Regions from separate parts of the Homo sapiens genome. Here region 1 is linked to region 2. Evidence: chromatin loops called from intact Hi-C (ENCODE). Cell type or tissue: heart left ventricle. All regions are shown on one strand. Each heading gives the region's core, and the rest is flanking DNA. Links, peaks and the distances in the headings are about the cores only. Region 1 has its middle 18 kb from the start of CCDC201. Region 2 holds the start of LOC107986736 (a long non-coding RNA gene).

What was found. A loop is a pair of places that touch in the nucleus more often than their neighbours do. Peaks named below come from ENCODE experiments on the same cell type or tissue, not always from the same donor. Only the 100,000 strongest peaks of a DNase experiment are listed, where the experiment ranks them.
Region 1: a loop joins it to region 2, with 6 times the contacts of the local background. A loop is called at or near these places in 7 of 110 quality-filtered maps.

Annotation. Positions count from the first base shown.
Region 1 is chr7:45,851,451-45,858,849 of GRCh38, reverse strand. No RefSeq gene overlaps it. Among named protein-coding and RNA genes, the nearest start is that of CCDC201, 18 kb to the left of the region's middle. In heart left ventricle, for the core only: a CTCF peak has its summit at 4,375 (motif pointing right); a DNase peak (open chromatin) is centred at 4,387; H3K27me3 peaks cover 393 bases.
Region 2 is chr7:45,255,905-45,263,303 of GRCh38, reverse strand. It overlaps LOC107986736 (a long non-coding RNA gene), which reads left to right and starts at 3,240. Exons shown (of 2, transcript XR_001745014.1): 1 at 3,240-3,768; 2 at 4,912-5,269. In heart left ventricle, for the core only: CTCF peaks have their summits at 2,898 and 3,097 (motif pointing right); a DNase peak (open chromatin) is centred at 3,113; H3K27me3 peaks cover 1,551 bases.

The DNA.
Region 1 (7,399 bases), core at 2,087-6,086, 590 kb before region 2:
CTACTGGGCTGCACTCCCAGACAGTTAAGACATTCTAAGTCGCAGGATAAAACAGGAGGTCAACACAGAATACAGGTCATAAAGACCTTGCTTATAAAACAGTTTGTGGTAAAGAAGCCAGCCAAATCCCACCAAAATCAAGATGGCCACCAGAGTGACCTCTGGTCGTCCTCACTGCTACCCTCCCACCAGCGCCATGACAGCTTACAAATGTCAGGGTAATGTCAGGAAGTTACCCTATTTGGTCTAGAAAGGAGAGGCATGAATAATTCACCCCTTGGTTAGCATATAATCAAGAAATAACCATAAAAATAGGCAACCATCAGCCCTCAAGGATGCTCCATCTATGGAGTAGTCATTCTTTTATTCCTTTACTTTCCTAATACACTTGCTTTCACTTTAATATATGGACTTGCCCTGAATTCTTGCATGAGATCTAAGAACCCTCTCTTGGGGTCTGGATTGGGACCCCTTTCCTGTAACATAATACACTTAAAAACATTTGGCACATTGAAAGATGTCTGTGGTCTATCATTCTTTTCAATTTGCATTTAACAGTTTCATTGAACATATATATGTTCATATGTTTTTGGCTTAGCTGTATTTCTCTGACAATTCTGAAACTGCTTCTGAAAATTCTATCAGTGAGAAAATTATGACAGTGAAAGAGATGTGAGCTAACCCACACCCCATCTTGCCTTTCCCTTAATTATTCCTGGGCTGTTGGGCCAAGCTAACTCTGAGAGACTTTTTTTTTTTTTTTTTTTTTTTTTGAGAAAGATTCTTGCTCTGTCACCCAGACTAGAAAAAGAAAATCTTTCTTTTTCTCTCTTTCTTTCTTTCTCTTTCTCTCTTTCATCTTTCTTTCTTCCCCTTCCTTCCCTTCCTTCCTTCCCTTCCTTCCTTTCCTTCCTTCCTTCGTTCTTTCTTTCTTTCTTTCTTTCTTTCCTTCCTTCCTTCCTTTCTCTCACTCCAGTGTCCAAGCTGAAGTGCAGTGCACTGAACATGGCTCACTGCAGCCTTCACCTCTTCAGCTCAAGCAATCCTCCAACCTCAGCCTCCAAGTAGCTGGGACTACAGATGCATGCCACCATGCCCAGCTAATTTTTGTATTTTTTGTAGTAACAGGATTTCACCACATTGCCTAGTCCGGTCTCAAACTCCTGGCCTAAAGAGAGCCTTACACCTTGGCCTCCCAAAGTGCTGGGATTATAGGCATGAGCCACTGCACCTGCCCAGGAACAGAATATCGACCGCCATTTTAAAAGAATTCAAGAAGTTTGCTTGAATTCATGATCAAGCAGCTCACCAGCTGGGAATAATATAATGCCAATTTTTAGAGTAATGGCTAAATAAATCAGGATATAGCCATAGAACAGAATACTATGTAGAAAGCGAGAATGAAGTATTCCTTTATTTCTTCTTAAGGAAATACCTCTAAGCATAACATTGAGAAAGAATGAGGTATTCCTTTATTTCCTATTAAAGAAAGAACTCTAATCATAGCTTTGAGTGATAAAAGCAGGTCGTACGCTATAATAACATTTAAATAATGCACACAAAATATAGCATATTTTAATTATATAGGAATGTTTATATGCATTCCATATTGCGACAGTTAATTTTACATATCGCATGGCTAGGCCATGGCCGAATACTATCTTAGATGTTTTTGTAAAGGTATTATTTAGGTAAGATTAACATTTAGATCAGTGTACTTTGAATAAAACAGATTACTCTCCGTAGTGGGATGGGCCTCACTTAATCAGTTGAAGGCCTTAAAAGAAATAAGGCTGACCTCCCCCAAGGAAGAAGGAATTACATCTCCAGGCTTTCTTTGGACTCAGGGTGCAACATCACTTCTTCCCTGGGTCTCCACACTGATGGCTGGAGTTACCCTGCCTGCATATTTTGGACTTGCCAGCTTCCACAATTGTGTGACCCAATCCCTTACAATAAATCTCTCTCTCTTCTCTCTCTCTTTCTGTCCCCCTCTCTCTCTCTCTCTCTATATATATATATACACACACATAAATATATATAGATATATACACATATGTATATATACATAAACCTATGTATATATACCTATTCCTTACCAATTCCTTACAATAAATCTCTCTCTATTCTCTCTCTTTCATTCTCTCTCTCTATATATATATGCATACACACATATATATATACATGTATGTATATATACATAAATATATGTATACATAGATATGTGTACATAGATATGTATGTGTACGTAGATATGTTTATATAGATATGTATTTGCACATATGTATATGCACACTTATCTATGCATACCTACATATATTTATGTACACATATGCATGTGTATGTGCACGTATATGTATGTGTACATATATGTATATGCATATATACACAGGTGCATGTATACATGTGTATATATACATGCATATACACATGTATGTATACATGTGTACATCATATATACATATATGTGTATACATACACATATATGTGCATAGATATATATGCACACACATATATATACACACACACACGCAAATGCTCACCCATGCACCTGCTCATACACACACTTCTGGAATTGGGTAGGGAAGGAAGGACAGAAGGGACCAGGGACATTTTAGACTTACCTGAATTGTTTTCATTTTTTAACAAAGAAAACGTATGCAAGCATTAATTTTGCAATTAAAAGGCATTCAAACATTTTGCTGCAGGCACTGACCAATATCCCCTGTGAAATATCGCTAATGTCATGTTACTTACCCCTGTTAATGTTACAAAATTACACTATTTCTGTTTTCTGCTTTCCTAGTTTCCTGTTGCACCGTTTTTGATCTCTGCATGGTTCCACTGTCATCTAGCTTTTTGAAAAACTCATTTTGTTTGCTCTCCTTCCAGGTCCTGGCTTCCTGTCCTGGCCATCCAATCATATCCACCCAGAGCAGGCCAGGTCTGAACCGTCTATTTTCTTCCACTGACATAGAAAGATGAGATGCGTCAGCACCCTTGCAAACATGAAAGCCTAGCCAGTGAAGTGCTGAGTGCTGGAAGCTTTGCCTGGGCATGAACAGGTAGAGAAACTGGAGATTCTGTATCAGATGAAGTGACTCAAAGGGACAGAATGGCCATCTTTGGACAGTTTAAGAGCTTTCATAAGGAAGAGTAATCAGAACTCACTTCATGTGGTGCATGGTGCTGAATCAACAAGATAAGTGTTCCCAGGAAGCAGATTTCAGCCCATCTCAGCTCACTTCAACCTCTGCCTCCCGGGTTCAAGTGATTCTCCCACCACAGCCTCCCGAGTAGCTGGGATTACAGGCATGTGCCACCATACCCAGCTAATTTTTGTATTTTTAGTAGAAACGGGGTTTCACCATATTTCCCAGGCTGATCTTGAACTCCTGAGCTCAAGGGATCCACCCACCTCGGCCTCCCAAAGTGCTGGGATTACAGGCTTGAGCCACAGCGCCTGACCTATATGCGTATTTCATGTCCAAAGAAAAAAGGACTATAAATAAATATGAGAGTCTTGTTATGTGTGCTGAAGTGTTTAGGGGTGAAATGTACTAATGCCACAATTCATTTTGAAATGCCTCCAAATAGGATGGTTTGAGGGATGGATAGTTGAATAGATTATATGATAAACTGAGCATAATGAAATGTTAATTGTAGACTTCAGGGGTGGGTATGGATGTTCACTGCAAAATTCTTTCAACTTTTCATTAAGTTTGAACATTTCTTAAAAGTGTTAATTCATTTATTTTTTAGAGACAGGGTCTTGCTCTGTTTCCCGGGCTGGAGTGCAGTGATGTGATCCTAGCTCACTGCAGCCTCAACTCCTGGGCTCAAGGGATGCTCCCTTCTCAGCCTCCCAAGCTGAAACTACAAGTGTGCTCCACTGCATTTGGCTAATTACCCAGGCTGGTCTCAAACTCTTGTCCTCAAGTGATCCTCCCACCTCGGCCTCCCAAAGTGTTAGGATTACAGGTGTAAGCCCCACACCCCAAACGTTTTTATAATAAAACACTGAAGGGAAATTCTGATGCTGAGACCCTGCACTTACATCTGTTAATGAGATCTTTCCTCAATTAAATATACTGCCATTGGAAATTGGTACATTTCTTCGTCAAGGGCAACAGTTTGTCAAGGGCAACATACACATATTCCTGGGAGAAGTGACACTGTGGGAGATTGTTGAGCTTTTTTACCCCTGAAAATGAACTTGTCGGGGAATACGTTCATGATCTCTCCACAGGTTCTAATAATGAGGGGAGACCTGGGTTCTGCACCTGGCCTTGTTGTCGTGGTTACTGTTGCTTTCAGGCGATGGCACCTGTCCTCCAGGTGTGAGTTTGGACTTGTACTCGCTTTAGCCATATATGGCCACCAGAGGGCGGAGTTACCCAACAGTTGCCTGGAGCATCCACACTCTTCAAACTCACAGCTTGAAATGTCACCTGCAGCCGTCCGAGGTCATCCAGTTATTTTCTTTTTCTTTTCTTTCCTTCTTTCTTTCTTTCTTTCTTTCTTTCTTTCTTTCTTTCTTTCTTTCTTTCTTTCTTTCTTCTTTCTTTCTCCCTTCTTTCCTTTCTTCTCTTTCTTTTTTCTTTTTTCTTCCTTTCTTTTTCTTTCTTTCTCTTTCTTTCTTCTCTCTTTCTTCCTTTCTTTTCTCTCTCTCTCTCACTCCCTTCCTTCCTTCTTTCCATCTTTCCTTCTATCCTTCCTTCCTTCTCCCCTCCTCTCCCCTCCCCTCTTCTCCCCTTCCCGACAGAGTTTCGCTCTTGTTGCCCAGGCTGGAGTGCTGTGGCACGCTCTCGGCTCACTGCAACCACTGCCTCCTGGGTTCAAATGATTCTCCTGCCTCAGCCTCCCAGGTAGCTGGGATTACAGGTGCCCACCATCGTGCCCAGCTAATTTTTGTATTTTTAGTAGAGACGGGGCTTCCCCATGTTGGCCAGGCTAGTCTTGAACTCCTGACCTCAGGTGATCCACCCTCCTTGGCCTCCCAAAGTGCTGGGATGACAGGTGTAAGCCACTGCGGCTGGACATCCACGGCTATTTTCATCATGCCTCACCTTCCCCTGTTGGTTCAGTGACCCTCAAAGGACAGAGCCTCTGTGCCATGGGCCCTTCCCCCGGATCTGTGCATTGCCTAATATGACTGGACCCTCCTCCTCACCCCTCATCCTGCCCCAGCTCCTCTGATGACATCATCGGCTCTGGAGCCGCCACTCAGCCTCTTGCAAGAGGGTCCCCTCCCTCCGACCCCACTGGCCCCTCAGGACCCCAATTCCGCTGGCACCATCTGGAGCAGGGAGTCTTTTTTTTCTCCTATACCCCACGTACTGCAGAATCTAAAGTAGGGTCTATATCCTCCATGCTTCCTGTGGTTGCGTCCAAGACATTTCTCTTCCAAAGGCAGCAGAGTCACCTGCTGTCCCTCTCGGTGACTGCTGTCTGCTGGTCTTCCCCTTACACCTCCTCATCCACTGAGGACTTGGGCTTTCTGTTGACAGTGTTCTCCATCATTCTTGTCATCTCGTTAGAGGGGTTGCTGCCTGGCATCCCCTCTACATCCCCCAGGAGGTTTGCAACAGTGATTTCATACAAGACGTTGGCGTCGTCACCCACGTGGACATGCCAGGCTACTCCCTGAGGGCGTCATCACCCACGTGGACAGGCCAGGCTACTCCCCGAGGGTGATGTCACCCACGTGGACAGGCCAGGCTACTCCCTGTCTCTCTGGGCACCAGGACTGCTGCAGCTCCAGTGACCTTTTCCAGTGTGCCTCTCAGCCACCTCTCCCTGCCTGCGGTCACACCTGGGACCCTCCATCACCCAGAAAGGAGACTTCAGACAGCTCCCCACTGACCTCTCCTCTCTCGTTCCAGAACTCTCCACTTGGCCTCGTAACCTCACTGTCACTCTCTCTGTGTCCACTGCCTTCCTTAATCATCGTTCATAATTAAAATCAACTCCTGCAGGGCGAGGTGGTTCACACCTGTAATCCCAGCACTTTGGGAGGCCGAAGCGGATGGATCACTTGAGGTCAGGAGTTTGAGACCAGCCTGGCCAACATGGCGAAACACCCATCTCTACTGAAAATACAAAAATTAGCCAGGTGTGGCGGTGGGCACCTGTAATCCCAGCTACTGGGGAGGCTGAGGCAGGAGAATCACTTGAATCCGTGAGGTAGAGGTTGCAGTGAGCTGAGATCACACCACTGCACTCCAGCCTGGGCGACAGAGGGAGACTCCGTCTCAAAAAAAAAAAAATCAATTCCTTTGTCTCTCTCTCTCCTGACATTGTTCCCCTCAACAAGGGTGACATGAACGGGCTAGATGTCTTGCGTCTGCACCTGGACAGCCAAGCATCACTGGGAAAGCACACACTCAGCTAAACTTTTACTTTATTTATTCATCTATTTATTCATTTGTTTATTTATTTTAGAGACAGCTTCTCACTCTGTCACACAGGCTGGAGTGCAGTGGTGTGATCAGAGCTCGCTGGAGCCTCCACCTCCTGGGCTCAAGCGATCCTCCCACCTCAGCCTCCCTGGGAGCTGGGATCACAGACGTGCACCACACCATGCCCAGCTGACTTTCTAATTTTCTGTAGAGATGAGGTCTCATCATGTTGCCCAGGCTGCTGTTGAACTCCTGGCCTTAAGCAATCCTCCTCACCTCAACCCCTCAATGTGCCGGGATTACAGGTGTGAGCCACCATGTCTGGCTGTACTGCCCAGGCTGGAGCGCAGTGGAGCGATCTCGGCTCACTGCAATCTCTGCCTCCTGGGTTCAAGCGATTCTCCCACCTCAGCCTTCTGAGTAGCTGGGATCACAGGTGCCCACAAACATGCCTGGCCAGCTTTTATATTTTAAGTAGAGATGGGGTTTCACCATGTTGGTCAGGCTGGTCTCAAATTCCCGGCCTCAGGTGATCCACCTACCTTGGCCTCTCAAAGTGCTGGGATTACAGGAGTAAGCCAGTGCTCTCGGCCTGGACAGACTTTCACTTTAAATTCACAGACTTCAAGTAGGCTGCCTGGCAACCCCTTTACATTCCCCCAGGAGGTTTGCAACAGTGATTTCATACTTCCTCTCTCTCTCCTCAAACCTCCTGTGCTTCCTTCCCTCCCTCTCTTCTGCTCAGCTGAAGCTCACTTCTCTAACGTTATTAGAAGACATCAGAGTGAATGTTCTTTTTTTTTTTCTCTTTTTTGAGACAAAGTCTTTCTCTGTCGCCCAGGCTGGAGTGCAGTGGTGCAATCTCACTCCAAGCTCTGCCTCCTGGGTTCATGCCATTCTCCTGCCTCAGCCTCCCTAGTAGCTGGAACTACAGGCGCCCGCCACCACGCCCGGCTAATTTTTTGTATTTTTAGTAGAGACGGGATTTCACTGTGTTA
Region 2 (7,399 bases), core at 1,393-5,392:
TTTAAAGCTGGGTGTCCGGGGGAGGCATCACATGTCGGCAGGTTCCTTGATGCCTCCTGAGCCGTAAAACCAGCAAGTTTTTATTAGTGATATTCAAAAGGGGAGGGAGTGTATGAATAGGATGTGGGTCACAGAGATCACATGCTTCATAAGGTAATAGAGTATCACAAGGCAAATGGAGGCAGGGCGAGATCGCAGGACCACAGGACCAGGGTGAAATTAAAATTGCTAATGAAGTTTCAGGCACGCATTGTCATTGATAACATCCTATCAGGAGACAGGGTTTGAGAGCAGACAACCGGTCTGACCAAAATTTATTAGGCAGGAATTTCCTCATCCTAATAAGCCTGGGAGTGCTACGGGAGACTGGGGCTTATTTCATCCCTACGTCTTCGGCCATAAAAGACGGCCACCCCTCAAAGCGGCCATTTTAGAGGCCTACCCTCAGGAACACATTCTCTTTCTCAGGGATGTTTCTTGCTGAGGAAAATAATTCAGTGATATTTCTCCCATTTTCTTTTGAAAGAAGAGAAATATGACTCTGTTCCGCCCGGCTCACCGGTGGTCAGAGTTTAAGGTTATCTCTCTTGTTCCCTGAACATTGCTGTTATCCTGTTCTTTTTTCAAGGTGCCCAGATTTTATATTGTTTAAACACACATGCTCTACAAACCATTTGTGCAGTTAACGCAATCATCACAGGGTCCTGAGGAGACACACATCCTCCTCAGTTTACGAAGATGATGGGATTAAGAGACTAAAGTTAAGACAGGCATAGGAAATCAAAACGGTATTGATTGGGGAAGTGATAAGTGTCCATGAAATCTTCACAATTTATGTTCAGAGATTGCAGTAAAGACAGGCATAAGAAATTATAAAAGTATTAATTTGGGGAACTAATAAATGTCCATGAAATCTTCACAATTTATGTTTTTCTGCCATGGCTTCAGCCGGTCCCTCCGTTCAGGGTTCCTGACTTCCAGCAACGTTTTAACATGTATCATAAGATTTTGGACTGTCCCGAAGAAATAACAGCACCAGTAGATAAAGGCATATTTATGCATGAGACATTGAATGCAAAGCTATTCCGATGGCAAAAACCTGGAAACAAAGTGAACGCCCTTTAGTAGGCAGATGGCTGGATCAATCATGGTAGCACATTCCCACTGTGGGTTATTATTCAGCCATTAAAGACTATGAATCGGTGGTACCAGGTTAGCCTAAGGATTTCTACTAGGGACAGCTGAATGGGGAGAAATGCTGTAAGGTAATACACAAGTCAATAGGAAACTGGAAAGGGACATCCACAATGTTTTTGACATGAGTCACCCTGGAAGCAAAAAGGAGGAGGGAGAGGAGAAGAAGGCGAGGAAGAAAAAAATAAATTATCATCTGAAAATTATTTAAAATAAATACGTTTTTAAAATGTTGTGTGACCACATGTGCGTATTTAAATGAAATGATGTATCTAAGTGGGTATGTGCACAAATAAATTAAAAGTAATTGTAAAACTTGGACACCTGAAAGTCCCCCAGCCTTTTCTGCTGACCAAGGCCATGGGCCTGGCTCTGTCTCTTCCATGGCTCCCTCCCTCGTGGTCTCTCCTCTCTCCCAGGCAGCAGAGGCCCTACTCTTTGGCAGGCTTGCTTCACTGTTTCTAGGTTCTCTCTGCCCAACCCATGCCCTCTGGACTGTGCCTTCTACCCTCTTAGTTACTCTCCTAAACAGAGTTAGTTCACTCCCTAAGAGAAATTATCCCACTAGCTGACAAAAATGAGCAGTTGACTCACCCTGCCCCTCAGTCTCTGTGTGCCTCCGTGTCACTGTTTGGAAAGGGAGAGATTAATAACAGCCATGTTCTGCTGTGGGGAGCTAGAAACACAGTCCACTGCCTGTCCTAACAAAGTCCTGGGACACTGGGCCTGACCCCACTCCCTTCACTCCCTCTTCTCTCCTCAGCTATGCATCTCCCACAGTTTGTCAGGATGAGAGGCCTTGTCACCTGCTCCCAGATATCAGGTCCTCCCCGGCAGCCTGTACCCAGCATGTAGTTCCCACAGAGCCCACCTCCACCACTACCCCCTGAAATGCGCAAGTCAGCTCCCTGGGGACAATAATCGCTGATCAGCCCGTGTCTCCCAGCTTTTTCTAATCTCCTTAGCACATCTTTTTAAAGAAATGTATTTAAAACTTTCTACCAGTAACTTAATAATTCGAGGCCTTGCCTTCCTGAGGAATTTGCATTTTAATGAGAGGCAGTGCCCTTAGCCCAATAAACAAGGTGAGGCCCAGCCTGGTCACCTCCCAGATGTGGAGAAGGAAACATGGGGTTCACATGAGGAGTTTCAGGACCCAAACCAGCAAATGGCGAACCACACCACTCACCTGGGCCTGGCTCTGCGGTATAGAGGCTTGGGATCTGCATTTGCCAGACCATCCAGAAAGCCGGCTTCCTCGCTTTCCCTTTGTTTTTCTGCTCTTGTAGCTTATAACCCGTCTTGCATTTGCCTAAAGGGCTCAGAGCTTTCTCAAGGTCATTAACTCGAGTCATAGCCGAGCTCACAGGGACTGGAAGGACCATAGCCACACAAGGACCCCCTACTCCAGCCCTGGTCCCCAGCTCAGTCCTCCCAGGAGGAGCATCAGGCTGTCCCAGGGCTTCTTTGAGGACTCCGGGGTTATGGGAGGAGCCCTGGGCTGAAAGTCAGGGGATGAGGGCCCCATGCATGGTCTTAGCCCTAACTCTCCCTGAATGTGCAAAGCCCTTTTCCCTGTCCCTCCTAGTCTGTGAAATGTGTAAGGGTATGGGCAGGTGACACTGGGTCCGCAGGTCCCCAGGCCCCTCCAGCTCCTGTCTCTACAATGCACCAGGGACGGGAGCGCTGGAGATGCTCTGAATCAAACCTAAGCAGATCTATGAGACAACCCGGTTCACTCCTCAAAGGCATGGCCCTCCTTTTTACATGCTTAAGACAGCAACCAGCCCCTTCATCAGTGAGAAGAAACTGCCCTTTGAGGTTTGAAGAGCAGGGTCAGGGTCTTCCACCCTCAGCGCACCCATTGGGCGAGTTCAGTGTCTGCAGTGCAGCGCGCCGCCGGCAGGGGGCGGCAGACGCCAATCCACGGCGTTCGGGACGCGCCAGAGATATTGGGTCCGTGCAGGTGGCTTGGTTTGGGGACCTCAAAGATGCATCCTGCTAACCCGGATCTGATTGCGCGCGCATGCACCGTCTCACCGCGTACTTCTGCTCCCTGCACCCTGCCACAGCCACAACCAGCGCCTGGAACGCAGCTGCTCCTTATTTGTTGAGTGGATGAATGAATGAATGAACGAATGGCGGTGGAAGTCAGAACACAATTTGGTGTGAATAAGGAGTTCCGGTTGAGAATATCTGAAGATGCCCCTCCTACCTTGCTCTGTGGCCCTGCGCAAAAGCAAAACCTCCCTGCCAGGCCATCTGCTCCGAGCTGGCGTCCGGGAAATCAGGGGCCCCTCCTATCTTGCGCTGGTGTCCAGGTACACCCTCACTCCTCCACTACAGGGTCCTTCTGTTGGAGCAGGAGGGAACCGCAGCCTGGAAGGGTGGGTGTGAACCATGAACCCAGATGACCAAGCCAGTGGAGGTGGCACAGGCAGTCCCCAAGGAAGGGGACACGTGTGTCCCGAGGTCAGAACTGAGAAGCTCTTCAACTGCCACTGCATGTTTCTAACTTCTAGAAACCATCAGGATGGATCTAATTTCTCATGTGGAAACTGGGGCTCTGAGCAGGTGAGTGGCCTCACCCACAGTCACACTCAGCTCGCAGCCCTCCTTGCCGTCTTCTATTTGCAGGGAATTTTCTAGGGAGCAGCAGGATGGACATTCACCAGAGGCGCCCATGGGGGCCTGGACAGTCCCCCCAGTTACCTTACATCTCCACTCTCCTGGGAGGAGCAGGCAGGGGCCACTGAGATCCATGGCGGTGGGTGGGGCTGGGTGCTCAACCCCATTTTGGGGAGGGCAGGATGTGGGGAGCAGGGAGCAGCTGGGGCTCCAGGCATTGTCTCAGGCACCTCCATTCCTTTCCCCACATGCAAGGTCATCTTTCTGTTGAAGTCCCTGCATGAATGAGCAGGACACCTCCCTACACAGAGGAGACACAAGGGAAGACAGGAGCCTGCTCACGGGAAAGGAGTGGTTTCCCCACCATCCAGACATGTGGGTCCTGGTGAGCTGTTTGCATCCAAAAGCCAGAGCTCTGCAAACAGCTCACCGGCTAGACAGCAGAGCACAGATGTGGCACATTCAGGTCAGGGCATACACTGATTGCCATCCTCTCCCATCCCTGGCTGCCCTCCACCTCCACACCACCCTTCTGGTGCCAGCTTTTCCTGTTCCCAGTCTGGGGCCTCTTCTCTCACCTCCTCACACTCCATCCTCAGTTCCAAATGCACCTCTATGTGGACGACCCCTAAATGCTTACCTCCAGCTGAGACTTCCCCCTTAATGCCATTTCATGTTTCCAGTCTGTCTGTAACATCTCCACCTGGGTGTCTGTAGGCTTCTCTCACCAGTCATATGCAAAACAGCATCCGGGCTCCCCATCCTCCCCCTGACCTCAGCCTCCCTGAGGACTCCTGTGGGCACCCCCAGCCTCCTTTGGGATACCTGTGACATAAAAATACTAAGAAAAAAATGCCTTTTCACTCTCACTTTCTCCCAAGTGGAGCTTTCTGGCACCTCCATGACTAATGGAATGGAACGGTTGCTTTGTATTCCTATTTTTTAAATTCCTTTGTTTGGATTTCTTATGTTAAACATGGAGAGACATATACACAAAAGTTCCTTGTCCCCTCAATATTTTTAAGAACACCAAGTGCAAATGTTTCAGAACCACTGTTTTAAATCCCATCATCTTCCTTCACCTTCCAGCACTTTCCTTCTCACTCAGAGGAGAGATAACCCAGCACCCTGCAGGAGCCCAGCAACCCCCATGGCCTGTGTCCTCTGCTTCTCCTGCTTTCGGCCTGGTTGAATGCATCACTGAGGATTTTCTATTGGTTCCTGGAATTTAGTGTGATTGTGTCTACCATTTGTGGTAGACTGTTGCTTGGACAGTTATCCTGTGGCATGTCAGAAGAGTCCTGGCGTCCAAAGATGTGACTAGGAGCAGAATAATGTTTTCCAATGCATGGACTAAAACCCTTACGATTTGAAAGGCAATGGAGTTGTGATATTGTGACATGTGTGTTTCTTCATTATGCATTAAATACAACGAGATCCAGCAGAATGTGTAGCAAGCACCGTAATTTCATTTTATTTTATTTTATTTTTATTTCACTTTAAGTTCTGGGATACATGTGCAGAATGCGCAGGTTTGTTACATAGGTATACATGTGCCATGGTGGTTTGCTGCACCTATCAACCTGTCATCTAGGCTTTAAGCCCCGCATGCATTAGGTATTTGTCCCAGCGCTCTCCCTTCCCTTGTCCCCCAACCCCGACAGGCCCCAGTGTGTGATGTTCCCCTCCCTGTGTCTATGAAGCACCGTAATTTTAAAGCACTGGTGAGAAACCATATTTCAGAGTATCTGCCGTAACTGTAATTGGATATGGAACTATCTGTGATTTCTCTTGGTGACAAAGTCACAGGAGCTGGTAATAGCACTGTCACTACCCCTAGGGCAAGTATTAAGGACAGTAAGCATACCTTCACTGCCCACCTGGTGGGCTGGAGCCAACTGGAAACAGGCCAGTTTGATAGAAAATGTGTATGTGTGTGCATGTACATGTGTGTCTCTGTGTGTCCACATGTGTGCATGTGGGTCCATGTGTATGTGTGTGGCTGTGGGTATGTGCATGAGTATGCATGTGTATGTGCATGTGTGTGCATGTGTGCACATGTGTGTCTCAACTCTGCCACTGGTGAGGTGCACTGGAAACTCTGGAGCCTGGCATGCAGCCACAGCTGGACTCCTTCCCACCTACACACCCCCTCCATGGGCAGCTTCAAGTGTGCAGAGCAGACACATTTACCCAGAAGGACACACCAGGGACAAAGAGGAAAAGAGAGACAGGCTTCCTGACCCTCCAGAAGGAAGGGTTGCACGGGAGGAGCAGGGCCACCACTTGCCCCAGGCAGGTCTGGAAGGAACCAGGTCTGAGGGCTCATACCATCCCTGCTCCTCATGTCATCAGTCAGTCATAGCAGGAGAAGCCAAGGCCTCTCTCCCAATTCTGTAACTCCAAAAAGAGCTAGCTCCAGGTTCTCAGGCCCAGGCGTGGAGGAAGAGAGCAAGAGAACAGTTTCTGTACATCAGCAGTTCTCTGTCCTGCTCATCTGCTAGTCTTCACCCTAAAGCTTGGGTCCTCAGGGGCGGCTGGGCCCTCAGGAGAGACTAGCAGTGCCATGAGGCAGGCTACTCCCAAAGCCAGCCACCACTTCTTCATGACTCCTCCTGGGACTAGTTAGCTTCCATCCACAGAGGGCTGTGAAGTGGGTATGAACAGGGCATTACTGAGACTCTGTGGCCACCTGTCCCCTCAACAAACCTCTCCCATGTTTATTTCCTATCTCAAATTATGCTTGTGGTATGTGTCAAGTTGGCTAGACCATGACACCCAGATGTTTGGTCAAATGCCGGTCTAGATGTTGCTGTGAAGGTATGTTTTTAAATGAGATCAACGTTGAAACCAGCAGACTTTGAGTAACGCAGGTGACCCTCCACAGTGTGAGTGGGCCTCATCCAATCGGCTGAACATCTTCAGAGAAAAAGACTCAGGTCCCCCGAGGAAGAGGGAAGTCTGCCTCCAGACTGACTTTGGACTCAAAACTGTAATATCAACTCTTCCCTGAGTCTTCAGCCTGTTGGCCCGCCCGGCAGATGTCAGACTTGCTGGCCTCCATAATCACATGAGCCAATTCCTCTGTCTATAGATAAATATAGATAGATGGACATCGAGATAGAGCTGGAGAAATACAGATACAGACAGATTTCTACCACCTATTGATTCTGTTTATATGGACTACTACAGATTTTAATACCAAGGATGGTTCTAGAGGAACAGAATCTTAAGCATTTTGAGAATCCTTAAGATCTTAAATCTTCAGGAGCTTTCTGAATTGCTTCTGGGGTTTCTGGAATTGGCTCTCTAAGCTGATTACCTTTAAAGGCACTGATGACTACTCCTAATAGTAGAGAGAATGCAGATAGTCCATGGTGTGATGTAACAGTAGAGTTAGGTAAAACATCACTGTTGAATACTCATAATCAAAAATTTATTAAGAGCCAAGGATCTGAGTGGTCATGCATATGGTACCATCAAACATTTTTAATCAAACTAACAAGTATAATGAGATTGGTTGACTGCTCCTGATGTCACTGGACAAAGCGGGGAAAGAAAAGGATGAGCTCGGGAA